Linked DNA regions of Homo sapiens: region 2 is linked to region 1. A link is a loop called in an ENCODE intact Hi-C map of the cell type or tissue named here. Cell type or tissue: dorsolateral prefrontal cortex. All regions are shown on one strand. Links, peaks and the distances in the headings refer to the core of each region. The heading gives the core; the rest is flanking DNA.

The links. Hi-C counts contacts between places; a loop is a spot of excess contacts. Peaks named below come from ENCODE experiments on the same cell type or tissue, not always from the same donor. Only the 100,000 strongest peaks of a DNase experiment are listed, where the experiment ranks them.
Region 2: it touches region 1 in a loop (2.2-fold over the local background); 10 of 110 quality-filtered maps call a loop at or near these places.

The regions. Positions count from the first base shown.
Region 1 is chr3:12,037,503-12,053,694 of GRCh38, reverse strand. All of the region lies in intron 1 of SYN2 (synapsin II), which reads right to left. Among named protein-coding and RNA genes, the nearest start is that of SYN2, 41 kb to the right of the region's middle. RefSeq lists a silencer at 6,992-7,286. In dorsolateral prefrontal cortex, for the core only: a CTCF peak has its summit at 7,091 (motif pointing right); no DNase peak of the experiment used is centred there; H3K27ac peaks cover 739 bases.
Region 2 is chr3:11,949,358-11,965,549 of GRCh38, reverse strand. It overlaps the pseudogene RN7SL147P. Among named protein-coding and RNA genes, the nearest start is that of SYN2, 47 kb to the left of the region's middle. RefSeq lists a silencer at 3,782-3,925. In dorsolateral prefrontal cortex, for the core only: no CTCF peak of the experiment used is centred there; a DNase peak (open chromatin) is centred at 8,581; H3K4me3 peaks cover 528 bases; H3K27ac peaks cover 1,262 bases.

The sequences.
Region 1 (16,192 bases), core at 2,761-10,760:
GAATACTATTAACTCTAGGGGGGAAAAGTCCTGTATGGTAAACATTGTAATCATAGTAAGTATGCCACCTAGCTCTGCAGAAAGAAACATATATGAGAATAATGTAAACACTGATATAAATACAAATTACAGAATAATTATGTTTGATAGATGGAGTGTAGAGGGGGGCTGTGAGACCTAAGTGTACATTTATCAGATAATGAGAAAGAAGGATCAATCAGAATCATATCTATATATATTTTTTTGTTTTGTTTTGTTTTGTTTTTTGTTTTTTGAGACAAAGTCTCGCACTGTTGCCCAGGCTGGAGTGCAGTGGTGTGATCTCGGCTCACTGCAACCTCCGCCTCCCAGGTTCAAGCAATTCTCCTGCCTCAGCCTCCTGAGTAGCTGGGACTACAGGCACCCACCACCATGCCTGGCTAATTTTTGCATTTTTAGTAGAGACGGGGTTTCACCATGTTGGTGAGGCTAGTCTCGAACTCCTAACCTCGTGATCCACCCACCTCGGCCTCCCAAAGTGCTGGGATTACAGGCATGAGCCACCGTGCCTGGCCGGATCAATCAGAATCTTATTTCCAGCTCTAAAGTAATTCAATGTATGATCTTGGATGAGTTAATTTACCTTTGTTTCAGTTTCTTCATTTATCAAATGGGAATAATATCTACCATGCCTTTTGCTGTAGGGTTGTTGTAAAGGTAAAATGAAACAACATGTATGGAAATTATGTCAAAAAACAAAAAGGTCATCTTCAGAAGAGATATGGGAACCAGCAGCAAGCTCAAAGTAGCATGTTTGGGTCAAAGGAAGATAAGTAGGATGTGAGTTCAAATCTCCTAACTTAGCATTTCTCTGACAGCTAAACTGCAAGGGCAATGCTAAGAGTTTCAAGAATGTTATGATGCTTTGGCCTAAAAAAAACTGTTTTTCTCTTTCTGGAAAGAAAGGAGACATGACCAAGGCTGGCTCCTATGGGTAATCTTGATTACAACAACCTCCTGACTTGTTTTCTCGCCTCTAGTCTCTCCTCCTACCAATCCATCCAGATACCTTAACACTCCTAACCTAACTCTTTATCATGTTATCCAGAGATCAGGGATCTACAATGGTGCCACATTCTTCAATTTAGGTTCTATTCCTTCTCCATAAATTTGTATTTATTTCCCTGGTCCACACAAATTTTGATTCTTCTTGCCCAATTCTAACAGTCAATTTAATTTTTTTCTTGAAAGTATAGCCAACAATTAAGTCTTAACAGTTGATTAAATTCTAATGTAACTTTATAAATCTTGAGTTCCTCAGGCACTGCATTAATTCTGGAGAACAGCAAACATGTCTCTCCTAAGTGCTAAGCACAGCTCCTATCAGGCAGTAGGTGCAAAAAAAAAAAGAAGAAAAAAAGAAATGAATAGAACAGAGGTTACTTACTTAACCTCTTTAAAATTCTAGTTTCTCTTCTGCAAAATCTGAATAATACTTTACAGATACTGTGAGACTTTTAAAATGATATATAGCATACAGTCTAGCACAACGCCTAGCATGTAGCTAGCATTCAATAAATGTTTCCTGAATATAAATACTAAAATGTGAATATCGATCCCATATGATTGCTGCTAGGGCTAAAGAAAGATGTGTCAAAAATGCTCTAAAACCAAAACATTTGTCAAAGGTGAATAATTATTATCATTAAAAAATACAAAATAAACTGAATGAAAAAGAAAACCAGCAGGGAGCCAACTAAGAGGCAACAGCCCACATGGGAAATACACGGTGAATTTAGTAAGATTTCTAACCTCTGAAAAGCTTCCTTCTTGGAGAAGCTGAATAAATTCCTGAGAAACCTTCCATATGAAGGAATGAGATCCTAACACCTCAGGCATACACAAGGCCTTGAAGCAGATGTTGTTATACAATGTGTTCCAAAGAACATTCTTGACAACTGACCCATTTAAGGAATATTTCCTCTGGTCCAGAGAAGATCTCTGATAAGCTATTTCCAAGTGGGCTGATCCAGAAATAAGCCTGCATGTTCAGTTTCAGAGACCTGAGATCTACTTGAAGTTTAGAGATTAGCACAGAACTAAAAGAAAATCATAAAATGAAGGCGGCAGACTATAGGATCTCTAAGACCTTTCAGTTCTTACATTTGAGGATTCATATGTACTAAAAGAAATAAAAACTTCAGGGGCAGCACTGGGGCAGCAGCAATTTGAGAAACAGACCACTACGACCCAAAACTAGAAGACCAGCAGTAGCTCTGGAGGACAAAACTAGAAGACCAGCAGTAGCTCTGTGCCTCTGCCAGAGATGTAGAACAATGTAGCAGCTCATATCTAAGCAAAATACTCTCTGCTTTACATTTCAAAAAAAAAAGCCACCAGGGAACTTGAAGAAATTGACACATTTCCCCTTGCCACAGTTTTATAAGGTCATCTTAAAATCCTGTTTAGAAAGCTATAATTTTTTGATAAAAACATTGTGTAGAACTTATTATTTTATCCTCATAATAGGTCCATTGTTACATACTAAGCATCTGTCTGGAAGTCAAAAGACTAGGATTCTTATCCAGAATTTTCTAATGACTTTCTGTCAACAAGACATTAATCCTTTTGCTATTCTATTTTTGGGTCTCTGTTTTATCTATATAGAAATAAAAAAAAGAGGCCGGGCGCGGTGGCTCACGCCTGTAATCCCAGCACTTTGGGAGGCCGAGGCGGGTGGATCATGAGGTCAGGAGATCGAGACCATCCTGGCTAACAAGGTGAAACCCCGTCTCTACTAAAAATACAAAAAAGTAGCCGGGCGCGGTGGCGGGCGCCTGTAGTCCCAGCTACTCGGGAGGCTGAGGCAGGAGAATGGCGTGAACCCGGGAAGCGGAGCTTGCAGTGAGCCGAGATCGCGCCACTGCAGTCCACAGTCCGGCCTGGGCGACAGAGCGAGACTCCGTCTCAAAAAAAAAAAAAAAAAAAAAAAAAAAAAAAAAAAGAGAAGAGAAGAAAGATGAGATTATTCCAAAGATCTTTACAAGTCTACAAACCTAAAAAATCACTCCAGGCTAGGCAAAGTGGCTCACGCCTGTAATCCCAGCACTTTGGGAGACTGAGGCCGACAGATCACGAGGTCAGGAGTGCAAGACCAGCCTAGCCAATATGGTGAAACCCCATGTCTACTAATAATACAAAAATTAGCTGGGCATGGTGGCACACACCTATAGTCCCAGCTACTTGGGAGGCGGAGGCAGAAGAATCACTTGAACCTGGGAGGCAGAGGTTGCAGTGAGCCAAGATCGTACCACTGCACTCCAGCCTGGGGGACAGAGCAAAACTCTATCTCCAAAAAAAAAAAAAAAAAAAAAATCATTCCAAACTGGAGCCATTCCTGGGTCAAAGAATCAACATTAAATGAAAGGTGTAACTTACGGATTTACTCTAATAAACTCTAACATTTCAAGAATCTTGCAGAGAATTATAACCATTAACAGTCTAAGAACTGTCGAGGCTGGGTTCGGTGGCTCATGCCTGTAATCCCAGCACTTTGGGAGGCCGAGGCGGGTGAATCGCCTGAGGTCATGAGTTCGAGACCAGCCTGACCAACATAGTGAAACCCTGTCTTTACTAAAAATACAAAAAATTAGCCGGGCGTGGTGGCAGGTGCCTGTAATCCCAGCTACTTGGGACGCTGGGGCAGGAGAATCGCTTGAATCCTGGAGGTGGAGGTTGCAGTGAGCCCCCTCAAAAACAAAAACAAACAAAACAAAAAGAAAACAAACAAAAACTGTCGAGATTGCTTTGTGTTGCACAGTTCTGGTGCCTGCTTAGAGCTCTCCAAGGTACTGATTTTATCTCTGGAAAGTTTCTGCTTTTCCACTCTTCTAAATATAAGCCATGTTTCCAAATCTGTCAACCACCCAGGCAGATGTGGCACAAACATAATGTATCGTCCAGTGGATATATAAATGAATAAAAGAGAAGAATGTCATAGCAGAAAACATCACAAGACTGCAAAACAAAATGAGTTCCAAACCCTGTTTTTCATTCAACATGTACCAGTCACTTTATAGGAACTTACTGTATCATTTCCTATATAACTCCCAAGCCATCTATAGCACTCTGATACTAAACTAGTACTCAGTTCCCTCATCTTTCAGTTTTTTTATTTTTTATTATTTTTTTTTTTTTGAGACGGAGTCTCACTCTGTCACCCTGGCTGCAATGCAGTGGCACAATGTTGGCTCACTGCAGCCTCCGCCTCCCGGGTTCCAGTGATTCTCCTGCCTCAGCCCTCCCAGGTGGCTGGGATTACAGGCACTTGTCACCACACCAGGCTAATTTTTGTATTTTTAGTAGAGACGAGTTTCACCATGTTGACCAGGCTGGTCTTGAACTCCTGACCTCAGGTGATCCACCTGCCTCAGCCTCCCAAAGTGCTAGGATTATGGGCATGAGCCACCGAGCCAGGGCTCTAATGTTCTTCCTACAACTCCTCTCAGCTGCTCTTTTGGGCCCAATGTTAACTTTCCCAAAGTTATGCTAAACTAGTAAGCATTCAGACTATCTTACTACACATAGCACAATGGCCTGACATACCCTAAGTGTTCGATAAGCATGTGCTCAATGAATGAGAAAGAAGGGTCCATGTACATTCCCAAACTTCAAGGGCTTCTAATTTCACATCTCACCTACATATTCACAAAACTCTGACAATCTCATCTTACACAGAACTGAAAAGACTGACATATAGGTTCCCACGGTTTAGGTCTGCAAGTGATTGTAAAATCCATAAACCAACGATATAATGAATAAAATAGTCACTACCGACTGCTGCAATTCCAGTACAGTGATTATCAGCAGGGGTCCAGAATTGGACAAACTTAGATTTGAACCCGAGCTACCATTTACTGCTGCATGACTTGGGCATATTATCTTTCCTGTGCCTCAATTCACATACTTTTTAAGTGGGGGAAATATAGTATATACCCTCATAAAACTGCTGAGAGGATGAAATGAGATACTATATTAAAACACTTAACTAAGTAGGCACTCCTTAGATTGTCTTATCCACTATCTACCTATCACAATACCTGGCACACAATAAGCGTTCAATGAATGTTAGCTATCATCATCATCTTTACAATAAATCACTGGGTTCTACAATTAAAATGTAGACTTTTTATATGGCAAACAGTCTTAAAAGAATTTTGTAGTTAAAATAAAATCTCAGCCTGGCACAGTGGGTCACCCCTAGAATCCCACCACTCCAGGAGGCCTTTGGGAGGCCAAAGCAGGTGGATCACTTGAGCTCACGAGTTCAAGACCAGCCTGGCCAACATGGCAAAACCCTGTCTCTACAAAAAATACAAAAATTAGCTGGGCATGGTGGTGCACACCCGTCGTCCCAGCTACTCGGGAGGCTGAGGTGGGAGGATCGCTTGAGTCCGATGGCTGCAGTGAGCCGTGATCATACCACTGCACTCCAGCCTGGGTGATAGAGCAAGACCCTGTCTCAAAAAATAATAAAACAAAATCTCATAATAAGCCCTTGGGAAAGTAAAATGTAGCAAACACGAATTGTCTCATCTTAAAAAGGCATAAAAAGGCTAAATCTTTCACTTAGGGTTACAGAAAATGCTCAAAACCCTAGAAACAAACAATGGGCATTTTATCTGTAAGTCAGAAGTAAAAGGTTGGAATACACAACGTACGTAACTTGTAGAGGGTCTCACAATCAGGTACCAAGGAAACCAAAGTACTCTCATACCCAGAGTTAACTGCTGATTTATTGAACCATCTTAAATCTGAATGGTTTACAGCAAAAAACAGGTTAAATGCTTTCTTCAAATTAAACAGAACATCACATGCTGCCACCTTACAACTCCAACAACTAATGAGAAAAGCATCAGAACACTGCTTCCTGTTTTACAAATGGAAGTGATCTCTGTTTTAACAAACCCTTCAGATAATGTTAATATATACTAAAGTTTGAGAATCACTGTCCCCAATCCATCACTCGCCTCTCTATCCAACTTAGATGCCATGATCTAGTATTTCAATAACTTAAACTTCCTTTCCCTTTCATCGTCTCCATCTGACAAAAACCTCAAAAACCCTTAATGAGCTCAAGTATCCACTTTCTGTGTCCCCAAGCTGCTGAAGAATGCCAGAAAGAAATAACACAACAGAACAGATTGTCACCTCAACAAGGCCTTCAACTCTCACTAAATCATGAGTTTGTCTGGTCAAAATATGATGATTTAAAATCTTATTCATTTCCTTCAAATAGTACCCCTTCCATCATCCTTCCTTCTTCTCAGTAGATGACCTAGCCTCCTACTTAACAGAGAAAATAGAAGCCACCAGATGGATACATCCTCAACTTCCCACCATCCAATCTACACACCCTTCTGTATCTTCACCCATATTCTCCTCCATCCCTTCTGTTAAAATAATAGATCAGGTGTCTCTCCTCTTATCTAAGACCAAAAACACCTGTGAGCCAGATCTCATTTCCTCCTCCTCTTAAAGGAAACTCACACTATTAAGTATTCTTCTCTTTCCATACAATTTGCCTTTCCCTTAATTATGGCACATAATTGGAACATTAATATATACAATGAAATACCATTCAGTCATGAAAAAAACAAGGTAGTGCTTTCCATCTTGATATGGAACAGTCATGGAGTACAATATGTTTTCCTGAAGTTCAAACCCATACACCCAACTTCCCATAATCATTCTCTTTATTGTCTCATTGGCACTTCAATTACAACATATCTAAAACAACATTCATCATCTCCCCCTAAAATCTGTCCTTCAGGTTCCTTCAATGTTCCTCGTATCAGTAAATGGCAACCTCCATCCACCCAGCTGTGCAGTCAGAAACCTAGTCGTCATACTTTGACCTCTCCTTCATTTCTTATCTAATCAATCATCAAGTCTTGATGATCTATTAAATATTTCTTATATTATTCCAACTCTCTTCATCTCCACGTTTGCTACTTTTGTCCAGGCCACCATCTTCTCTCACCTAGTTTTTTGCAATAGCCTTTTAATAATTTCCGAACATCCACTCTTCCCTTCCTCCAATCCAGTCTCCACTAGATGGCAGCCAGAGCAGTCATTTCAAAATATCAAAAGGAACATCTAATCATGTCTCTCTTCCATCAAAACTGTTAGATAGCTTCCTATTTCTACAGTAGGAGAATAAAGTGCAAAATCCTTAGCAAAGCCTATAAGCCTCTGCATGAACCTCTGTTTACTCTAGCCTCATCTCACACATTCTCCCCCTCTCTACATTCCAGTCACAAAGAAATGTCTTTCTTTAAACTAACTATGCTCTTTCCCTTTCACAAGCTTCATGTTCTTTCTCCCAGGATGTTGCTCTCCTTATTTACCTAGCCAACTCCTATTCATCCTTCAGGTCTCATTTTAAATGTAATATACTCACCAAAACCTTTCCCAACTCCTCAGATTTGGTCAGTTTCACCCACCCAATTTACCAGACATTCATTCATTTTATTCAGTCAACAAATGTTGACTGAACAACTAAACCACACTAGTAGCTGTACTAGGTACAGAGAATAAAACTGAACAATACTGACAGTCTCTTTCCTAATTAAACTTATATCCTAGTAGAAAGTATAATCATTAAACAAATATTTAGTTAGAGTTGTAGTAAGTACTATAAAGGAGAAATATGGGTTCCTTTGAGAATGAATAAATGTCTGGTAAATGAAAGAAGCAAGTTATTCAAATTCAGTTCTGCTGACTCCAAATCCCATGCTTCTCACCCACTACACTATGCTGTAAATTCAAGCCTCATTTTTTAAAAGCATAACTGATTTTAACTTTTTTCTTCTTAACTCCGCCAGATTCAAATTCTATATAGTACTCTCCTGTGCTTCTGGGAGGTATTCCTGAGCCCCCCACTACTCAATGTTGCAGTACTCCCACTCCACAGGGCACACAAATCAGTTCGCCATGAGCACTGAGGTGGAGATTGTAGGGGCAAAGGGATTCAGTACAATGCAGGGTATGTGCAAAGGACTATGGGAATGCAAGATATGGGAAGATTAATTGTCTACGGGCTACAGCATAGTGAAAGTACTTTGTAAAATGTAAAGCACTAATCAAATGATTGTTATTAGTGATAGCAATAGTGGTGGTAGTCTCTCTAAGTAACGGAATCCCCCATCCTCCAAAGGGGGAAAAACATCTATTCAAATTGGAAAACAGTAGAGACATTTACTTATTTAACCCAGAAAAAAACTGAAATGCATTTCTCCTCATTCATTCTTACCATCTCATTTTAACTCTTTCTACATTTTACAAACAAAACTCCGCTTGCAGCAAAGAACAATCCATTTCACTTTTTATCTACTCCTTTTTACTGCATCAGAAAAACTTCAAAAGTCTGACAGTTCTCATGTATTATAATCACATCTCAGTCATTAAGCAGTTGCTGAAGTTTAAAAAAAAACACCAAAATACTAAATGCAGTAAACCCCCCTTTAAACATCATTTTTATGGTATACCACATGTACAGCTCTCTGGTGGTGGTACAGTAGAATGAGACAGGGTTGGAACTTAACTAGATTACTAGATGCCTGGAGGGCCCAGGATAGGAACCTCTGGATCACATCATCTTTAAGGCATATAATCAGATTTTCTAATGATTCCATCTCCACCACTTCTTAGCTGCATGACCTTGGGTATATTTCCCAACCTCTCTAATCTTCAATTTTCTCATTCATAAAATAGAGATAAGTGTACCTATTATTTCAGGTAATTGTGAAATTTAAATATATATAAAGAGATTAGCACAGTATGTAGCACACAATTGTACTCAATAAATATTTGATATCTTACTCTTATCTCTCTGGTTCTGAAGTCCTATGATTCTATAAACCCAATGCCATAGAGCACAATAAAAAACCTGTACTATAGGTATTTTTCTTATTCCCCAATAGCAAGAATGTACTATAGTTCACAGCACATGTAGACTTACCATGTAGACTTATAATGAAGAGGGATGCTAACTGCTTGTCTAAAAATAGTGCCTCCATACACCCCTATAAAAGTAAATGACCAAGACTCAACATAAAAGGATTCCTCCTATTTTCAGGGGTTCTAATTGTTTCATCAAATGTCTTCATCAGATTCTAAATATCTTATACCCATTATCCTGGTTCTTTCCTCTAAAAGAATGGTTGCTCATAATTATTTTGATCACAGAGCAAAATAATTTTAGACAGTTACTAAGTTTTCAGTCATATTTCTGGAACCCTTTGCTTTTTCAGAAGGATCTCATTTCAAATCTTTCAATATCCTGATTACTCATGAAATGGGAAAGACAAAATGAATATGATATTCTACCAGTTTGACTACTATGGAAGCATTTCATTCTTTTTTGCTTTTGCTCATGCTATTCATGTTCATGTCTTACTGCCCTCTCCTCACTTGAATCCTCCTCACACCTGTGTGTGTGTGTGTGTGTGTGTGTGTGTGTGTGTGTGTGTGAGAGAGAGAGAGAGAGAGAGAACTTTGCCTTCTAAAGGTTGACACTAGAACCTGGAAAGTGGGGAAGAAGGAGAAGAGGAAAACAGAAATTCAACAATTAATTAACATGTTATGGGTAAGAATTTCTGGTAGGTAATATGGAAGATATAAAAATGAACAAGACAAGATCTCCATCCTCATGAGACCTACAATATACCTGGACAAATGGCACAAGGCAGAAATCATATAATACAAGGTAGAATGCAGTATGTACAATAAAATTGAAGTAGATAAACTGCTATGGAGGTTCAGTTGAGAGAGAGAAACAGATAAAATATTAGGTAAAGAAATCTAGGGAAGTTTCATGATGGAGATTTGACTATATAGTAGGTGAGAAATAGGTACAGACGTGGGGGAAGACAGATGCTGAGACTTTTCCATAGGAAAGGTCATATGATATGTCTGGCCCTCCTTTGACTAATCCACGGTGCATTTCTTTAACCAACCCAGTAGAATGGACATCACAGTTTTATGCCCAGTCATTCTGAGGGCCACATAATAAATTCCTCAGGCAATCAACAGAAGAAAGTAGACAGCTGAAAACAAAATGACAGAATATTCCTAAAACACAAGCTTATCTTTCTGAGCCTTATTTTTCTGATTTGTAAAATATGGATAAATAATGCCTACCACACAAAGTTGTTGGGAGATAAAATAACACATTAAAGTGCCTAAAATATACCGGGTTATATAGGAGACCCTGCAGTAAATGCTTATTTTTCTTCTCTTTTAGATTAGTATCCTAAGGCTGTCATAACAAATTACCACTAATTTGGTGGCTTTAAAAAAGTGAAATTAGGAGAGGAAAAAAAAGCAGCTGGGCACCAGTAGTTCACACCTGTAAACCCAGTGCTTTGAGAGGTTTGTTTTCCAGGAGGATTGCTTGAAGTCAGGCGCTCGAGACCAGCCTGGGGAACACAGTGAGACTCCATCTCTATGAAATTTTTTAAAAATTAGCTGGGCATGGTGATGCTCACTAGTAGTCCCACCTACTTGGGAGGCCGAGGTGGGAGGATCGCCTGAGTCCAGGAATTTAAGGCTGCAATGAGCTGTGATCACCCCATCGCACTCCAGCCTGGGTGTCAGAGCAAGATGCTGTCTCACAAAAAAAAAAAAAAGAGAAAAGAGAAGGAAAAAAAAGGTGTGGGGGGATTTATTCTCACGGTTTTAGAAGCCAGAAGTCTAAAATCAAGGTGTGTTGGCCGGGCTATGTTCCCTCCGAAGGCTGTAGGGCCCATCCAATCCTTGCCTCTTCCAGCCTCTAGTGGTTACAAGCAATCCTTGCCATTCCCTAGCTTGTAGTTGCCTAGCTGCAATCTCTGCCTCCATCTTCACATGGGCTTCTCCTCTCTGTGCTGCTCTCTGTATCTTCTCTTCTTCTTATAAGGACACCAGCCATTGGATTTAGGATCTACCTTATATCTGGAATGATTTCATCTCAAGATCCTTAGCTGCAAAGACACTGTTTCCAAATAAGTCACATTTTGAGGTGGACCTGAATTGGGGGATGGGGAGGGCCAGGCAGAAAGGAACACTATTCAACCCACTACACCCTCCTTCTTTAGATCCACTTGCAGCTGAAACATTCTCAGGTCTCCTATAACTGTCTAGTTCACAGGAAGACATTACCTTTCCATTGAGCTCCCAGGATAATTCCATAGTATTAAACAACAATATCTACAAATCCCTTAAAGAAAACTGGGATTTCAAGAAAACACAAGGCAAGTCAGCATTTTTAACAGACCTGAAGCTTGGGCTCTAGTCCTATCTAGAGCAGTTATCAACTGTGAGACCTTGGGCAAATTATTTCAACTCTTTAAGATGCAATTTCTTCAACTTTAAATAGAAGTATCACAAAATTTGGGGGAGAATTAAGAAATATAATAAATGTGAGAGCATTTTGTGAACTTTAACATGATATACAAATACTAGTCATTATTTACAAAACTTGCAATGTTTAATTATTTAACCAAATATACTGATACATGCCAGGTACCATCTTAAATTCCATGGGGAAATAAGAGAAGCAAACATGTTCCAAGACTTCAAAAGGCTTACAGACCAACGCTAATATACAAAAAATAGAAAACAACTTGTCACTAAATTATTTGGAAACTACTATATATGTTGGCAGAGCAGAGCAGGCTGTGACCAATGCTAGCATTGAAGGAAGAAGAAATGAGCTGTCTTAGAAGGACAGGCAGGATTTAGCTAGAGAAGAAAGGAACGTTTTGAGCGAGGGATATAAGTGGAAATGAATATTATATCTGGAGGACTGAGAGAAAACCAGCCTGTCAGGTGCAGATGGTGAATGCTGGGGAGGAATATCAGACATAACGCCGGATATAACAAATTTCAAAGCTAAACAGTATGCCTAGACCTGATGCACAGGAGTGGCAACTAGAGGTTATCTGAATGGAGAATGCCATGATGAAAGCAGGGCTTTATGGAAAAAAGCCTGGCAGCATTTACACCTTAGACTGGCAGGAGGGAGACTAAAGGCAAGGACACGAACTAGAAGGCTGTGGCTCTAATCCAAAACATGCTCATCTTCACTGGTTGCTAAAATCATGACTGGCAGAGAAATCTGAAGTTTCTGGAAAGCTGCTTACTTCTTAAACAAGAATTCTACATCTTAGGGTTTTTTCCTGTGTTGACCTCACTAAACCAATCACCCAATTGTGTAGAATCTTCCAGTTCATATTTCTCATGGCAGAAAAACAGCTTGGAGGACACAGAGGCAAGCTCTATTCCAATGTAAAAATCCTCTCTAAAGCAACATAGATTGGGGGAGTTATACAATCTCTGAAAAAACACTGCAGTCTAAGAAATGTCCATTTCACCAAAGCCACCATCCCAGCAAGCAATAAGGGTCAAACACATCAGCTCCTTGGACAGCTCTTCCTCTGGGAAGGCTGGAGTTCATCATTGCTAGAGTAGAAGTAGGGATACCATGATCCGGCAGCTTTCAACAGAGATTCAAGCCATACCCAGTAGTGGCTGGCTGCAGGGAGGCAGGTCTGAGTCAGTCTGTCAAGCAATGAAATCCTCACTCCATCTGCTCTGAGGGAGTTGTCTGCCAAGTTTGATGCCTGGACACATAAGCTCTCACTCCTACACCCACCCCTTTATTCTCTGAGAAGTAGAAACAAAATCTGTTTCAAAGCTTCATCTTTTCTCCTCTTCCCAAGCTCCAGCTCTAAGAAAGTACCTCTCAGTTAAAGGTTATAGAAGAGAAGAGAGAAGCACATATTCCCCTAATAACTCCAAATGGGCAAGAAAACTATAATACAATCTACATTAAGCAAAGGCTGCCTGACTTTTCTATCAACACCTTAGTTCCTCACTGAGACTTAGTCCTCTTCCACTATCCTTCCATCTTTCTTTTATCCTCTTTTTTGAATCAAATATTGGATATATTTTTAAAATGTGATATATATGAAAGTTATAAAGCCTAGTAATAAAAAGAACACTCATGGCCTTACAACTCATTTTAAGAAACAGAACATGGTGAAACCCCGTCTCTACTAAAAATACAAAAAATTAGCCGGGTGTGGTGGCGGGCGTCTGTAGTCCCAGCTACTCGGGAGGCTGAGGCAGGAGAATGGCTTGAACCCGGGAGGCAGAGCTTGCAGTGAGCCGAGATCACGCCACCGCACTCCAGCCTGAGCGACACAGCGAAACTCCGTCTCAAAAAAAAAAAAAAAAAAAAGAAACAGAACTTGCCAATACCGTTGATGCTGTCTACCAATACCCTCCTGCCTCACTCTGGCTTCCATCAGAAGTAATCACTATGCAGGATTTTGTGTTTAACATTCTCTCCTGTTCATCAGAGGCAGATTAATCCAAAGACCTCCTGCCTCCTATTACCACTCTGAAATCCACTTTCACTGCCCTTTCTGTCTGCAACTACACAGTTGCCAGCCCATCTTCCACCAGATTACAATTATCTTTGGGAAGACAAATCCTCACCAAATCCTAGTTAATGAAAATCCAACAAGTGCTGAAAATCCATGTAGTCTCTCCTCCTCAAACATGGACACAAATCTCCCAAATCACCAATTTATGTCCCAAATCAGCATACTTTGTACTTTAATCATTCTATACTTTATAATTGCTAAGTAAATAATGAGTATTCCAGGCTCCCCCAACACCAATGCCCACATGACTAAAGTGGGCCATTGGTAGAGGCCCAGAACCTCACTGTACAACTTGCATTTCATTCATACTAGACTATCAACTACTTAAAGGCAGGAAACATGTCATAAAAGGATTCTGATTTAGGAATTAAGACCTGATCTTATCTGATCTCAGAAAAAGGGTGGCAACATCCTTCTTTTAGGAAAAAGTTTAGTTTCTTCCTCCCGATCCTTAATACCTGATCTGATACAAGATCTCTTGTCTATGATCATATCCATGAGAGGACCAATTCTGTTACTACATACATAAAGCTACCTTTATCAGAAATAACTCATGGCACACCTTCAAAAAAAATCCATTGCTTTATTTGGCTCTGTCTCACTTCTTGCAGCATTAATCCCAAAAAAGACAGGATAAATGCTGAATGACAAAAAAAAAAAAAAAAAAAAAAAATCTTTGCTTCTTTGTTTTCTCATCTGCAGGATAGGAACATCACCATCAAGAATACAGTGAAAACTGAAGTGACCTCTACCTAGCACAAAGGTAGAGTTTAAACAAGATAATGTATGTAAGGCCTGTGGCATGGTGGTAGCACATAGCAGCTGGTGAAATAACATGAGGGACCTTGTATTTCCCTCTGTACAATGTCAGAAAATCTACTAAACACACTTTGTGGAAAGCCCCAGCTACAAGCAAAATGTTAGCAAACCAAACCTAGCAATAGATAAAGGATTATATAACACGACTAAGTGAGATTTATTCCAGGAATACAATGTTGGTTCAACATATGAACATTAGTCAATGTAATATATATTAATAGAATAAAAAAAGAAACTAAATAATCGTATCAATAGACACAGAAAAAGCATTTCACAAAATCCAACACCCTTTCATGATAAAAACACTCAACAACCTAGAAATCAAAGGAAACTTCCTCAACCTAATAAAGAGCATCTATAAAAAACCACAGTTAACATTATAATAGTGAAAGGCTGAAAGCTTTCCCCAAAAATGAGGAATAAAACAAGGATATCCATTCTCTCAACTTCTACTCAACATTATACTGAAGGTCCTAGCCAGGACAATTAGCCAGGAGAAAGAAATTAAAGGCATCCGAATTGGAAAAGAAGAAGTAAAATTTTTATTTGCAGATGATCTTATACATAGAAAATTCTAAGGAATACACACAAACATGAACACACACTCTTAGAGCTAATAAATGAGTTCAGCAAGGTTGCAGGATACACAATCAATATACAAAAATCAATTGTATTTCTATATACTAGCAATAAACAATCCAAAAATGAAATAAAGGGACCAATTCAATTTACAACAGCATCAAAAAGAATAAAATTGTTGGGAATAAGAATTTTAAAATAAGTACAAGACTTATAGACTAAAAATTAGAAAACACTGTTGAAAGAAATTGAAGAACAAAATAAATGAAAAAAATCTGTGTTCATGGATTGTAATATTTAATAAATGCCAATATCTCCAAATTAATCTATCAATTAAATCCCTATCAAAATTTCAGCTGCCTTTTTTGCAGAAATTCACAAGTTGATCCTAAAATCCATATGGCAATTCAAAGGACTCAAAGTATAGCCAAAAAAAAGTTTTTTTTTAAAAAACAACAAAGTTAGATGACTCACACTTTCCAATTTCAAAACTTGCTACAAAGCTACAGTAATGAAGATAATATGATATTGATATAAGAACAAATAATGCATCATTGCAATCTATTGCATCAATGGAATAGAACTTAGAATTCAAAAATGAACCCACAATTCTATGGTGAGTTGATTTTGACAAGGGTGTCAAGACAATTCAATAGAGGAAAAAGAGTCTTTTCAACAAATGGTGCTGGGAAAAATAGGTATCCACATGCTAAGGAATGAATTTGGACTCTTCACAGCATATACAAAAATTAAGGCAAAATGGATTCAAAGATCTAAGTGTAAGAGATAAAACTATAAAACTATTAGAAGAAAATATAGGTGTAAGTCTTTGTGATCTTGGATTAGGCAACAGTTTCTTTAGATATACACAAAAAACACAAGCAACAAAAGAAAAAACAGAAAAATTGGGCTTCATCAAAATTAAAAACATGTGCTCCAAAGAACACTACCAAAGTGAAAAGATAAGCCACAGAATGGGAGAAAATATTTGCAAATCATATATATGGTAAGGTATTTGCTATGGTTTGAGTGTGTCCCCCAAAGTTCTTATGTTGGAAACTTAATCCCCATTGCAACAGTGTTATGAGGTGGGACCTTTAACAGCAATTAGGTCGTGAGGCCTCATGAATGGATTAATGCTGTTATCATGGGAGCAGGTTAGTTATTTCAGGAGTAGGTTCTTGATAAAAGGATGAGTTCAACCCCCTTCCACTTGAGCCTGCTCACTCTCTAGTTCTTGCTCTCACTTGCTCTTGTGCTCACACTCTCTCTCACACACCATGTGATGTTTTACTCCATGTTATGATGTAGCAAGGAGGCCC
Region 2 (16,192 bases), core at 5,012-13,011, 90 kb after region 1:
TGTCACAACAGGGTCTAAACAAGCAATTTGGTCACTGGGTATGGAGAAACTGTTTTTGTAAAAAGAGTGTTTTAACCACCTCTGAACAGAGGTGGTCAATTAGGAAGGCAGTCGCCCGGGGATCAGCAGTTACACTACATATTCAATGTGCTGAGAAAACACAGCATTATTTCCAGGAGATTATATAGCTCACATTTGCACAGAATTTTTTGGTTTTTAAAGCCCTTTCAAGTCTGTTGCCTCTGCAGATAGACTCCCTTAAAATGCTTAGAAAGTCGGGCCCTATGTAACAGACTGATTAACCAAAAACCCACCACCAGTACTCTTTTCCCTTCACTGCCTATATTAAAATAGCCTGGAAAAGGCCAGGCGTGGTGGCTCATGCCTGTAATCCCAGGACTTTGGGAGGCCGAGGTGGGCGGATCACTTGAGGTCAGGAGTTTGAGACCAGTCTGACCAACATGGTGAAACCCCCATCTCTACTAAAAATATGAAAAATTAGCCAGGCATGGTGGCATGTGCCTGTAGTCCCATCTACTCGAGAGGCTAAGGCAGGAGAATCCCTTGGACCTGGAGGTGGAGGTTGCAGTGAGCCGAGATTGTGCCACTGCACTCCAGCCTGGGTGACAGAGTGAGTGAGACTCCATCTCAATTAAAAAAAAAAAAAAAGCTCGAAAAAAATATTTACTTTTGCTGCCTCAAGACGTGACCTAGTTCTGGCTATTGAGATTTATGCAAAAGTCTGCTTTCTTGATAAAAAGTATTGTCTTTCCCCACTTCATCCTGCCTTGAGAAAAGATGTGATACATGGTGCTGCAGCAGCTATTTTGTAGTTATGAGGTGACAAGACAAAAAACTAAGCACAGCAGAGCAGAAAGACAGCAAAAGTATGAGTTCTCAATGGTATTATTGAGTCTGCACTGGGCTGCTTCCTCTGAATCTTTTGTTATGTGAGAAATATAAACTACTGTTACTTGGGCATCCTGTTACCTACAGTGGAAACATGCTAATATAATTAACAATTCTAGTTCTAGAAGTTTATCATAGAGATTACCTATAATGGGGAAAAACTGGAAACAGTCTAAATGTGCACAAAAGGAGGTTGATGAAATAAATTATAGGGTGGCCATATATTGTATACTATTCAATTATTGAAAACTGCATTGCAGACAAGCACTTCTTAAACTTGCGTTCTTAAACAAGTACCTACAGACATTTTTCTGTGGGTGTATATGTGCCTTTTTCTGAGAATATAATGTTTATCAGACTCTCAAAGGGGTTTCAAGAAAGTTGAAGAATCACTACAGGTTGAGCATCACAAGTCAGAAAACCCAAAACCTGAAATGCTCCAAAATCCTAAATATTCTGAGCACTGACATGATGCTGAAAGGAAATGCTCATTGGAGGCTTTTGGACTTGGGATGCTCAGCTGGTAGGTATAATGCAAATATTCCAAAATTTGAAAAAAAATAAAAAAATCCAAAACATGTTTGGTCCCAGGCATTTGGTATAAGAGATACTCGATCTGTATTAAAATTACTATTTGTAAACATAGAAAGATGTTCACAATATTTTGAGGGAACAGAAATTTATAAAAGAGTATGTACACCATTCTTCCATATTGGAAAAATTGCATATATGTTATCAATGTAAGCATGCATGGTAGTGGGCTAAAATACACAGAATGCACACTTGGGTGTCCAAAAAATAGCTTTATTTATTAATTTAAATTGAACTTATCTTAGGCTACTATATCACATTCCTGATGATTGTAGAAAACAAATTTGCAGCTTAAAGTAAATTCAGACGTTTCCTGACTTAAAGTGATCAGTTCAGGCCAGGCATGGTGGCACACGCCTGTAATCCTAGCACTTTGGGAGGCCAGGCGGATTGCTTGAACTCAGGAGTTCAAGACCAGCTTGGGCAACATGGTGAAACCCCATCTCTAACAAAAAAATACAAAAATTAGCCGGGCGTGGTGGTGCATGCCTGTAGTCCCAGCTACTTGGGAGGCTGAGGTGGGAGGATGGCTTGAACCCGGGAGATTGAGGCTGCCGTGAGCTGAGATTGTGCCACTGCACTCTGGCCTGGGCAACAGAGCGAGACCCCGTCTCAAAACAATCAATCAATCAATCAATAAAAGATCAGTTCATAATCCTCCCATTTTCTAATCCTTCTCTGGGTGATTTTAGCTCTTCGGTGGACAGATGCATCATCCTAGAATCCAGAGAAGCAGCATCTGGTGCCTGTGCTGCTGCCTGTTCTTCCCTGGCCTCTACACATTATCTTACCTGGTTCCCACCATGAAGCACTGGCATCTGCTGCTAATATCTGTGGTCCTGCCCTGGCTGCCAGTTGAGATGTCTATGCGCTCCTGATTTACCTTGTCACAATTTATTCTCAGCTTGTTTGGTATCCATCGTAGGGGTCCATGAGAAATTTTTAGATGCTTTTCCACATCTGAAAGTATGCCTTCAGCCTTGCCCAATCAATGGCTATTTTGCCCTTCAGTGTACCAGATTTGACATGGAGCAACTTTAATGAACTTGCATCCTGGGAAGAAAGGTTCAAGTTCCTTCTGCTTTTGTATTCTCGCTAAACCTGCTTAGGACGCCCAGTGTCCACTCCCACTCTCAGGTGTGGGGCAGTGCTCCGAGCCCCTTTTCAGAACCTAGGCAATGCGTCAGCTGTGGTCTCATCTGTCTAATTCTGCCTTTCCTCTCCAGACGTTCCTACTCTTATCTCTCTCTCTGTCTTTTTTTTCTTTCTTTTTCATTCTGGGGTTTATCTTACAAACGCTGTGCTCTAAGTTTTCCACGTTTGCTCTTTTCTGTACCAAGTCAGGCTGTTGCAAATCTGGAGATAAACAATTTCTGTCAAAAAAAATCCTGGCTTTTGTGAATAAGAAGTACTTTGGCTTCCAAACTTATGCCCATGCTATAGGTTTTCAAGTCATTTTATGAGTAACTAAGAATTTGGCCTTTTGTTTTTCTAGACTCTTTATTGTCCTTATGGGCAGTACCTTAAAAGGCCCGAATGGTGGGTGTAAAACACAAAAGATACAAGGTAACATGTGTTAGAAGGAAATAACCTCTTAATAATTCAAAATATTTTCCTTCTGCCTGTGCAGTGGAAAAGATCTGAAAAGATACATGATGAGGTGTCAGCAGTTATGATCTTGGGATGCTGGGAGTATATTAAGGTAACAGTTATGGTGGAAATTACAGAGAACCCAACTAGCAGTGGCTTAAAATAACAAGAGTTTATTCTTCTGGCACAGTAAGTCTGGAGGTAGGCAGCTGCTGGCATTGGCTCAGCAACGCAACATTGTCAGGGCCAGCATCTTTGCGGTTCCCTTGGCCTTTCCCCGAGGTCTCAAGATGGTTGCCACTCAACATGTTAAATCTCACATTCAAGGCGGAAGGGATGGCACCAACCCCATCTGTTCTTTTGAACTAGAAAAGCAAAGGCCTTACATTTTTATCTTATTGGCCAACACTAGGTCACATGGTCACCCCAGCTGCAAGGTAGGCTGGGAAAACCAGGGGCAGGTTGGCATTGGGTTAGCCGGTCAACCACACCTAGCGCAAAGGATATTTACATTGCTTTTCTTGTTTCTCTGTATCTTCTCATTTTCTACTTTATTTTTGTTTTTAGAGACAGAGTCTTGTTCTGCCACCCAGGCTGGAGTGCAATGGCACAATTGTAGCTTTCTGCAGCCTCTAACTCTTGGCCTCAAGTGATCCTCTCACCTCAGCCTCCCAAGTAGCTAGGACTACAGACATGAGCCACCAAACCCAGCTAAATTTTTTTTCTTTTAGAGATAGGGTCTCACTATCTTGCCCCGGCTGGTCTGGAACTCCTGGCCTCAGGTGATCCTCCTGCCTTGACCTCCCAAAAATGCTAGGATTATAGGCGTGAACTACTACATCCCAAATTTTTCCACTTACAAAATCGTTTATTTTTTTAGAGACAGGGTCTCATCTGTTGTCTAGACTGGAGTGCAGTAACATGATCATAGAATCATAGATCATAGCTCACTGTAGCCTCGAACTCCTGTCCTCAAGTGATCCTCACGTCTTGGCCTCCTAAAGTGCTAGGATTAGAGGTGCAAGCCACTGTGCCAAGGCTAATTTTTCCACCATTGACAAGTATTGTGTTTGTAAGTGCTATATGTAATTAAATACTAATAAATAATATTCAGAAATGAAATATACGGCCTCATTTGATTCTCCCAACTCCTTGCCCTCTGTATAATCTTGCCCTCATATTAGGAGAAGGTAAGGCTCATATGTCAAATGACTTTTCCAAGGCACCTGCAAATTATTGGCAATGCTCAACAAAGAATGCAGGTATCCAGATTCCATCACCTGATGGAGGATACCAATTTGCTGTTAACTATCAGGAAGCTTATAAATGAAACTTCACAGTTAAGTTGATAGAGAGGCTAGGAAAATTAATTAAGCACAAGCACAAAAGGCCCATTTCCCACATTTCAAGCCCTATTGAGTCAGGTGCATTAAGCTGGTACTGACTGCCCGTCCCTCTCCATGTCCCTCCTGCCTCCTCCGTTCTCTGTCCTTCCCCCCACATTCTCTGCCCGGCCCTTCCTTCTTGCCACCCACGGCAAGGTGTCACTCAGTGGAAAGAGCTCCAGCTTTATCTTCATTTACACCAGAGTCTGATTCTGATTCTACCACTTACTACCCATGATACCTTCAGCAAGTTGTGTCAACTTTCTGGGCCTCAAACCCTTCATCTGTTCAATGAAAACATTATTACTTATGTCATAGGACTAATTTAATAATTTACACAGCAGCATATGTCAAAGCTTCTCACATGGTTTTCAATGCTTAGTATGTGCTCAATCACGGTAACAGTAATTGTCATGATACAGAAGCTCAACAACTTTTGAAATGTCAGTCTCCATTATTATGCATTATTATTATTGCATTATTGTGAACTCAGGCCAGCAATAAGCCAGTGCACAAGGTCACAACTCTGTTCTCTGTCAATCAAAGCAGTCACTTGTATGGTGTCACTGTGGACTTAAACCAAGTGGATTTATGAGCAAACTTTGAGTTTCCAATCAGTTTGCAAAGTTTATAATAGTGTGTCGCTTCAAGCACAGATGGTTGAATCATGGCTCTGACACTTACTAGCTGTGATCTTGGTCAAGTTACTTAAAGTCTCTGTATCACAGTTTGATATTTAGAAAATGGGGATAAGAGTACTATAGGGTTGTGCAGATTCAATGAGTTAATATATGAAAAACACTTCGAACAATCCCTGATGCATCAAACATGTTACATACCTCTTTGCTGTTGTTGTTATTATTATACTGAACACCTGCTATGTGCCCAAGGACATGAAGCTAGTTATGGGTGAAGCCAGGAGTTAAACTCACCACTATCGGATTCTGAATCAGCACCCCAACCACTAACCTGCCTTCATTCACCATCTTTACCTACCTCCTTCCTCTTTCCTTCACAGTCCAACTCTTCCTTCATGTTCCTGGCATGCAGGTCTTTGTCTTGTCCCTGTCCATTCTTGCCATCCTTTATCTTTACTTTCCCTTCTCTATCTTGTTCCCTCTGCCATGAGCCTGGAGCTGAAGACTGCCTATAACACTGGTTGTATCAGAGACCCAACTGCAGTGCCTTAAACATATTTTTATTTTTCTTCTCTTTCTCTTACATAAAAGAAGTCTGGAGGTGAGTAGTTCAGGGCAGATGTGGTAGCTCCATCATCAGGCGGTCTTGCTGAACTCATGGCTTCCATTCTCAAAATCACCTCATGGTGACAAGATTGATGCTGTACTGCTAGCCATCACATCTATATTCCAAGTAGTAGGAATGAGCAAGATTACAAGAGATGACTCTGCATAGTCAATGCCATTTAAAGATCTTTCCTGGAAGCCCCAATCAAGTACTGTCATTTGGCCACTTATCTTCAGGGAAGACTAAGAAATAAAGTTTTTCATATGGGTACATCATTACTTTCAACCAAAACAGAGTCCTGGTATTAAGGAAAAGAAGGAGAATGGTTACTGAGTAATCAGCTAGCTATTGGTACTGTACTACTTTCAGAAAGAAGAAAAGGAAAGGCCAGGTGTGGTGGTACATGCCTATAGTCCCAGTTACTTAGGAGGCTGAGGTGGGAAAATCACTTGAGCACAGGAGTTTGAGTCCAGCCTGGACAGTATAGCAAGACCCCATCTCTAAAGTTTTAAATTATCTTTAAAGTTTTAAATTAAAATTAGGGGTAAAATAGAAAAGGAGAATAAATGTTGGGTAGGCAGCTAGCTATCTGTACTACACCATTCCTGAAGTTCCTTCTGAGGAGAATGCTGCACGTGGTTGAGAAGAATTCTTTGAGGAACTTAGGTAGGTGATAAAACATCCAAGAAGAATGGTCCGAGATTTATGGAACTCTAAAATTAATCTTTTTTTTTTTTTTTTTTTTTTGAGACAGGTTCTTGCTCTTCACCCAGCCTGGAGTATATTGGCACTACCAAGGCTCACCTCTGCCTCAATCTCCTGGGCTCAATTAACCCTCCCTTCTCAGCCTCCCAAGTAGCTGGGACTACAAGTGTGTGCCACCACGCCTGGCTAAGTTTTGTATTTTTCGTAGAGATGGGGTTTCACCATGTTGGCCCCATGTTGGTTTTGAACCCCTGGGCTCGAGTGATACACCAGCCTCAGCCTCCCAAATTGCTGGGACTAGAGGTGTGAGCCACTGCTCCTGACCCTAAAACTCATCTTTTAGGAAGGAGCATTCAGATTAACTGTAGGCCTTTTGTTTGCTGAATGGAGATGTAAGTTTTAATATAGAGGTGTTTTGCTTGGACAACAGAAAGACTAAATACTGCAAAGAGTCCCAAGAGTCCTATTTGTTTCTGTTCTTAACACCCCACAATGTTCAGCCCCTTCTCCAAATACTCTATTAACAAACATTTGAAGAATAGTGGTTTGAAAGGATGCCAAATCATTAGCCTGCCTGGGATAATTATCAATACTTGTGCTCACTCATGTTCGTTTCTCCTTTTCCTCTTTGTCAGCACATAGGAAGAGTACACTGCCCAGCCCTCTGGTGCTTATATAAGGCTATGTGACCATCTAGCCAGTGGTAAGCAGAGGTGACACATTTCACTTCCAGGCCTAAGCATCCAAGAGCAATGTGGGTTCCTGTTGCTTCTCTCTTCCCCTGCTGTAGTGAAGGCAGAGGTCGAGATGGTACAGCCACAAAACTGAAGCCACCTGGGAGCCCTGAGTGTCAGCACGTGGAGACAGCTGCCCTGGGGTGTTGGATGGGGTCTCAGTGTACTTCAACCACTCAAGAAATAAAATTTTTTATAATAGCCCCAAAGTGAAACAACCCAAATATCCATCAATTGATAAATAAATAAAATATGGTATATCCATACAATGAGTATTATTCAGCAATAAAAAGGAAAGAACTACTGATACATGCTACAACATAAATGAACCTTGAGAACATTACACTCAGCAAAAGAAGCCGGACACAAAAGGCCACATAATCTATAATTTCAATTATATGAAATGTCCGCAATAGGCAAGGACAGAGACAGAACGTAGATCAGTGATTGCCTAGGGCCATGCTGGGAGAGGTAATAGGGAGTGACTGTTAACCAGTACAGAGGTGTCTTTTTGGGGTGATAAAAATGGTCTAAAATTAGATAGTGGTGATGGGGGTACAACTCTGTGAATATACGAAAAGCCATTGGATAGTACAATTTAAACGGGTGACTATTATACATGAATTTTATCTAGTGTAGTTGTTTATCTAGTATAGTTTTTTAAAAAAAAGAAACAAGTTTTTGTTGTGTTCAACCTTTGAGGTTTTAGGGCTAATGTGGTAATATTGCAGCATAATCTGGTCTATCTTAGATAAATACTGCCCCAGGTGCCTGTATGTCCGTAGTCAGCCTTGGCTATACTGAAAATATAGTACTATGGGAGTAGAGATCAGGGGTCAACTAACTCTGCCCGGTGAATGGTGGAAGAAGTAACATCTGAGCTCTGTATCGAATAATAAGCAGAATAGCTCTCTCCTCCTCAGAAATGGATGCATGCATGGATGGATAGATAGATGGACGGATAAGTGGACAGACAGACAGACAGTATGGATAGCTTATGACAGGACACGGACTCATCGAAAGAATATAGCCGAAACTCTACCTAGTTGGACATGGCTAAAGTATGAGATATATATCATCCAAGATAGAAGTGGTGAGGCAAGAAAGGGCTTTATGTTAGGATATTCTTCCATTTCTATGAAGAAATACCTGAGACTGGGTAATTTATAAGAAAAGGGGTTTTATTGGCTCACAATTCTGCAGGCTGTACAGGAAACATGGCAGCTTCCTGCTGGGGAGGCCTCAGGAAGCTTCCAATCATGGTGAAAGGCAAAGGGGGAGCGAGGCGTCTCACATGGTGAAAACAGGAGCAAGAGAAAGAGAGAGTGAGAGGGGAGGTGCCACACGCTTTTAAGTAACCAGATCTTGTGAGAACTCACTATCGTGAAGACAGCACCAAGCCATGAAGGAGCTGCCCCCGCGATCCAAACACCTCCCACCAGGCCCCACCTCCAGCACTGGAGATTACAATTCAACATGAGATATGGATGGGGAACATATCCAAACTATATCAGGCCTTGAATTCCCAGCCGAGGTGCTGGGACTTGATCCAGCCAGAGAAAGCAGTTTTGAGGGATTGTTGTCAGAGAGCTGGAGCAGGAATATGTGTATTTTAGATCATTCTGGCACCAGCATAAAGACCAGATTCATGTAAGTAAAACTCTGGGTCAGGTGGGTAGCTTGAGCCTATCAGTCCGTGCAAACTCCAGCTCCTATCAGCCAGAGAGTCCCTCTGCCTGGTGCTCACTTCCCTCACCTCAGACCTGGTCACCCCTTCTCATCCTTTGCATCTCAGCATCCAAGTCACTTCCTCAGAGAAGCCTGCCCTGGCTCCACAGGCAAGTTAGGGTCCCTCATCTTGTGCTTTTCTAATGTGCTGTCTGTCTAGCCTGCATCTCAACTGTAACTAATCAACCACTAGTGAGATAGCTCATGTGTCATCCGTCTCCCTCACTGGACTGCAGGCTCCTATGAACAGGACTTGTCTTTTTCACTGCTGTACCCTCACTGCTTAGGTGGCATCTGACCCATCATAGCTACTCAGTAAATATTTGATGAATAAAACAAGTGAGTGTGTATGTGAACTGAAAGATGAATCTGCAATGTTAATACCTGGCTGAAAGCTGAACTTTCTTCTCAAGGAAAAGAAAAGCATGAACTAAATTTCCACAGTAGCAGGGAGTGGTAAGAGCACAGACTTCGGAGTCGGGCTGGTTCTGTCATACCTCAGCTGTGTGACCTACAGAAAGTCACTTTCCTCCTCTGAAGTTCAGTTTCTTTCTCCGCAAAATGGAGGCAATAACATTTATCTCATTCAGAGCGTGCACAAAGCAGCTAGCATTGTGTCATTTGATAGTAAATCCTCCAGACGTGACAATAATAACAAAAACAAGAGCTCTATTTTATCATTTAATCCTGACAGTAATCCTTTGAGGCTTATAACTCAGCATTTCTCAAACTTGCCTGATTATAAGAATCACCTCAGGGAACATGGTACAAATACACATCCCCAGCCCCTCACCCTGGCATTCTGATTCAGCAAGACTGGGGTGAGGCCTCATAAATCTATAGTGTATCAGGCATTCCAGGTGACTGCTATGAGCAGGCAGGTTTGGGCACCATTATGACCCCCACTTTATTGATAAGGAGAGTGACGCTCTGACCAGCGCTTCTCGCACACATGTTAACATGCTGGGGAGTCACCTGGGTCTTCGGATCCAGTAGGTCTGTGGGGGGGCCTGAGGTCAAGGATTTCTGACAAGCTCCCAGGTGGTGTTGATGCAGCTAGCCTGAGGCCCACACGGAGCCACAGGGGCTACCCTAGAGAGCCAGCTCACCCATCCTCAGGCACTTGCACATTGGTGGCAGGCAAAAATGCCAATGCCTAGGTCCTATCCCAGAGATTCTGATGTAATTAGGGGCATGGCCTGGGCGGAGGACTTTTTAAAACATCCCCAGGTGATTCTACTATATAGGAAAGTTTGCAAACCACTGGTTTAGGCCAGAATCATGTGGGTCAAATTCATAGAGCCAATAAATGGCCACACTGCCATATGAACCTATGTCTATCCGACCCCATAGCCGAGTATCTTGTGAGAGAGTAAACAAAATGGGACCTGATATTATTACTAGTGTTTTCATTATTGGAGGAAAGAGGGAGACCTCAAAAATAAGGCCAAAAGCCAGGTGCTTACGCTTGTAATCCCAGCACTTTGGGAGGCCGAGGCGGGCAGATCACGAGGTTAAGAGATCGAGACCATCCTGGCCAACAAGATGAAACCCCGTCTCTACTAAAAATACAAGAATTAGCTGGACGTGGTGGTGCGCGCCTGTAGTCCCAGCTACTTGGGAGGCTGAGACAGGAGAATCACTTGAGCCCAGGAGGCAGAGTTTGCAGTAAGCCAAGATCGCACCACTGCACTCCAGCCTGGCGACAGAGCGAGAGTCCATCTCAATAAATAAATAAGTAAATAAATAAGGCCAAAGAACATCAAGCTGGGGTCAGGATCTGGAAGTCACTATCACAAGCTGGGCTGGGCCACCAGTACAAATAGGGTACAGTTGAGGAGAGAGATCCCTGCTCCTTCTCGCAGCTGTAGGCAGACAAAAGCAGGCAAACGTGGGTGTGCGCCACTCCCGTCACTCGCTGGCTCCTCTCCAAATGGCATGAGCAGCTGCCGAGCCCTGCACTCACCTCACACCCACACTCATAGCTTTTTGAAGATAGAGAAAAAAGCCAGGCAGTCCCAGCCCCAAAATGAGAGAGGCACAATTGGACAACCTTGAGAAAGCTACAGCAGCCCCTAACTCAATTTCTTAGCAATTATCCTAGCGCTGTGTCTCCAAGGAATGAAGTCTGTGGCCTGATTCAGTAGAACACCAGACCTCCAGAGACAGACAAACACATTCCAACCACAAAATTCAGTTGGAAGACTCAAAGTGGAGAAGGGATGTCAAAGAAGACTGGCTGTAATTTCAGAAGCCATAACAGGCACCACCTGACACAGATAATAAAAATAAAAGCTATTATGTATCAACGGCCTGCCCTGTGCCAGACTCCATGCACTATCTCATTTAATCCTCATCAGCACCCCGTGAAGTAGGTACTCCTGGCCCCTTGGAATAGGGGAGGGGATTCAAGTTCAAGTTCACAAGTACAAAGATCACACAGCTAGGAAGTGGCAGAGCTGGGGTTTGAACTCAACCCCACCTTTTAAAATACTTTGTATTTTGCTTCTCACTCTGTGTGGCTGAGCCTCATATATCACTGCCTGCCTTGGCCTTTAAACAAAGGAAGAAATATTCTTCCACTGACTGTGGAGTGTAATAATCGTTCCTGCTGAGCCAAGGAGAAACAGAGCCCAGTTGTTTCTCCGTCCCTACATCCATCTCTGCAAGTTCGCGCTCTGCAGCCATGAAAGGGACTGATTTTGAGATGGCTGGAGGGACCCGAAGAGAGAAACTAATGAATATGCTCGGCTTTGAAGGGTGCCAGCACCACAGAGTGAGGTTGCTCTGAGCTGGCTGGAATGTGTTTGTCTGTCTCTGGATGTCTGGTGTCTTTGGTTTTTCATCAGAGCTTTATGCAGTTTTCATTTGCCCTGGGGATCTGGAACAACAATCCCTCTGTTCCAAAGGATTCATGCAGAAACAACTACAGGTGTAGCCATTTAATTGCCTAGCTTTAAAAAAAAAAAAAGGGCCAGGTGACATTTTGAACCAGCCGGCAGGGTTTTGTTCTAAAGAGCAGGACTGTTATTAGCTCTTATTTCATCCCTCCACCCCAGGGCATGGCATGGTTCTGTGTCCTCTACCAAGGTGACTCCCAGGATCCAACATTATCTACATCCCCCATCTGATCTCTGAAGCCTGAAAACCCTTTCAGGGAGGACAAAAGGTTTCATGCCATAATTAGAGATGAGGCTTCAAGGCCAAGAGCCACCACGAAGGCAAGGTGAGGTCTTTCCGGCCCATCAGACAGCAAAGAGCTAGAATTATCAGGAATCCTGAGTCGGTCCTTTAGCAGCTCACAACTAGGAAGGTCGTGGCAAGGGCAACAGTAAGCAAAAAGCTGGGAGAAGTCTTCAGTTTCAGGCTTTTAGCTTGCTAACATATTGGTGAGCCAGGAATATTTTTCCTTTTTTTTTTAAACCTGCAAGCTAATGAGAAAATCTCTTCCCTCAAATTCAAAGCTAATCACAAGCTAGGGACTAACTGGGCACCATTGTGCATTTCGAGCTCTTTGGTTGGCTTGGATTCGTTTTGATTTGGAAACTATTTTGCTAGCAAGCTTACAAATTGTTTGGCTGGGTGCAATGGCTTGTGCCTGTAGTACCAGCTACTCAGGAGGCTGAGGTGGGAGGATCACTTGGGCCCAGGAGTTCTAGGCTGTAGGGCGCTATGGCAATTGGGTGTCCACACTAAGTTTGACATTGATATGGTGACCTCTCAGGAGCAGGGGACCACCAGGTTGCCTAAGGAGGGGTGAACCAGCCCAGGTGGGAAACAGAGCAGGCCAAAACTTCCATGCTGATCTGTAGTGGCATCGCCTTGTGAATAGCCAGTCCACTCCAGCCTGGGCAACATAGCGAGACCCTGTCTCTAAAAGCAAACAAAAAAAACAAATAAGTTGTTTGAGAGATCATCTTGATTTAAAAAAAATCATTTTGGCTACAAAACCCAAACATTAATAATAAAAAACTCTTCTCAGTTCTTTCCCTCCCTTTGTTTCTCACCAGGATTGGGTTGCAAAATGGTCACGTAATAGAAATAATAAGAGCCAACCTTGACAGAGTATTTACCATTTGCCAGGCTCAGTTTCAAGGGTTTTACATGTATTATCTCATTTACTGTTTGCTACAGTTCTATGAAGCAGGTATTATTTACCTCCCCAATTTGCATATTAAGAAACTGAGACACAGATGGTAGGTAGCTTGTCCAAGGACACAGACAAGAAGAAGCCAACTCAGGATTTGAACCCAGGCAGTCCGATTCCAGAGTCCATACTCTCTTTACATTTTAATTGTGAACATTTTATGGAAGAATAACAAACATACAGAAAAATGTACAACTCATAAGTGTACAGTTCAAAGTATTTTCACAAAGTGAATATAACCCAGTACAAAGGCTCATGAGGATCAAGAAAAAGAACAGTATCAGACCCCAGAAGTCCCTCCTGCTCAGTTCCCTAGCTCCTCACCTGGAGAACCATCCTGACTTATTACTTTTTAGAGACATGGTCTCACTGTATCACCCAGGCTGGAATGCAGTGGTGCAATCAGCTCACTGCAGCCTTGAACTACTGGGTTCAAGTCATCTTCCTGCCTTGGCCTCCCAGAGCACTGGGATTACAGGCATGAGCCCTGGCGCTGCCAGTCCTGACTGACCACAGCTCACTTGGCTATTTCTAAACTTTATATAAATCTAATCCTACAATATGAACCCTTTTGTGTCTATCTTCTTTCCTCATAATCTTCATGCGATTCACCCATGCAGTTCCAAGGGGGCAATAATGCACTCATTTTTATTGCTATGTAGTATTTCATTGAATGACTATCCCACAATTTTTCCATTCTACTTTTGGTGGACATTTGGGTTATTTTCTGCTAGGCACCATTTCAAATAGTGCTGTGATTTGTCTTTTCATGCATATATGTGCGCATTTCCATTGGGCATCTATCTGGGAGCAGAATTGCTGGTTCATGTGGTATGTTCAACTTTCATAAATAGTTCCAAACACTTTTCACCAGAAGAATCTAAGGGTTCCAGTTGCTCCACATCTTTGCCAACTCTTAGGTGTCTGCTGTTTTTATTTGAGCCATGCAGGTGGGTGTATAATAATATCATATTGTAGTTTTAACTTCATTCCCCCAAAGACTAGTGAAGTTGAGCCCATTCTCTTGAGGTTATTACCCATTTTGATATCTTCTTTGGTAAAGTTCTTGTTCTATCTTTTGGCTCATTTTCCTGTTGAGTTTCATGCTTTCTGTTGTTGATTTGTAGAAACTCTTTTAGTATTCTGGATGTAAGTCCTTCATTAGACATATGTATTGCAACTATATCCTACTTTGTGGATTTCCTCATCACTCTCTTAATAGATTTTAATAGAACAGAAGTGTTTTTTAACAGCTGTATTGAGATATAATTTATGTACCAATTTACCCACGGAAAATGTACAACTCAGTGGCTTTAGTGTATTCACGGAGTTGTACAATCATCACCACAATCAATTTTAGAATATTTTCATCACTCCAAAAAAGAACCTCCATTCCCACTAGCAGTCACTTTCCATTTTCCCTCCAACCCATCCCTCCCACCCTATGCAATCACTAATCTGCTCACTGTAGCAGTTTTTAAATTTTAATGTAGTCTGATTCATCCATTTTTCCCTTATAGTTTGTACATTGTGTGAGCTATTTAAGAAATATTTGCACACTCCAAGGTCATGAAGATATTCCCCTCAGTTTTCTTATAAAACTATTATTGTTTTACCTCTCACATTGAGATCTACAATCCACTTGGAATTGCCTTTGTGAATATCAAGTTGACTCATCATCATGTACTGAAAGTAAATCAGGTGACTATATATACAAAGGTGTGTTGCTGGCCTCGCTATGCTACTCTGTTGGTCTGCCTATCCTTAGACAAATACCACACTCTCTTAGCTACTATAGCTTTATGTTACATCTTTATTTACATCTTCGTCTGACAGTGGAATTCCACCAGCTTTGTTCTTCTTCAGGCTTGCTTTGGCTATTCTTAGCTCTTTTCCAGGCCTACCAATCTCCACCAAAATATCTGTTGGGATTTTTTTTAAATTGAGATTGCATTAAGATTATGAATAAATTTGGTGAGAATAGTCATCTTTATAATAGATGGTCTTCCAAATGAAATATCTTTCTTGTTTTTTAGATATTCTTTAATTCCTCTAAATAATTTTTGTAGGTTTTTTCTTTTTTATTTTTTTTTAGGTCTTATACATGTTTCATTTGATTTAGTCCTAGAAATTTGATGTCTTTTATACCATTATAAATAGATTTTTTTATTTTTTATTTTTTGGTTTGTTGCCAGTATTGAGAAATCAAAAAATTTCTGTATACTGACCTTGTATCCAGTGACCTTGCTAAATTCACTTATTAATTTAATAGTTTTTGTATATATTCTTTTGGATGGTTTACGTACACAATCATTATACAATATCAACAATTGATGACATATTTGTTGCTTCCTTTCTGATGATGAGGCCTCTTATTAATATTTCTTGCTTTGGAGCTCATTTCTTAACTACTATGCTGCCATCAAAATTGCTATGCAGAACACCAGAGTTCTCTGTAGAGCCCTCTTCCCTCCCAAATCCGACAGTTCTTAGGATCCTACAGCAGGTATTCTTTACACGTGTTCATTATCAAAGGCTTTCTCGCCCAAAGGACAGAAAACCTGACTATAGTGGCATAAACAAATAGAAAATTTCCATTTGTTTGTTGTTGTTTGCTTAGGGAGTTACCTACAGGAGAGTCTACATAAATGGCTGCTGCAGTTCCAGACATCACATCTATATTCAAGGCACAGAGGAGAAGAAAGCGGGCAAGAACCCTAGTTCTTGTCATGTGGTCTCTGCTAATTTCAAGGGATCCCGGAAAAGTGGGATATGGAATTATCCCAATTGACTCAGAGATCCATAATTTGGGCCAGACACAGTGCTTCTTTGCACAAAATGGCAGTTCAGTTAGCAAAGAAGGGAGAGTGGTACTGGGTAGGCAGCTAGCAGGGCCTACGACAACACAACAGGCTTCTGCCTGCTCTCTCTTGCATCCACTGGGTACCCTGTCCCCCCTGAACAAAACCACTTTCTGCTACAGTTGGAGGAGCCTCCAGGTGGTCAATCTGCCCTGCGATGTAGCTGCCAAATTGAACAAATGCTTCTTGTCTCCTTTCACGCTACCCTCTGTTAGAATTGTCACATAGTAGTGCCACTTGTGCCCAAAACATTAAAGATTTTTTTGGTAAAACAGTTCACTTCACAGCTCTCTTCTT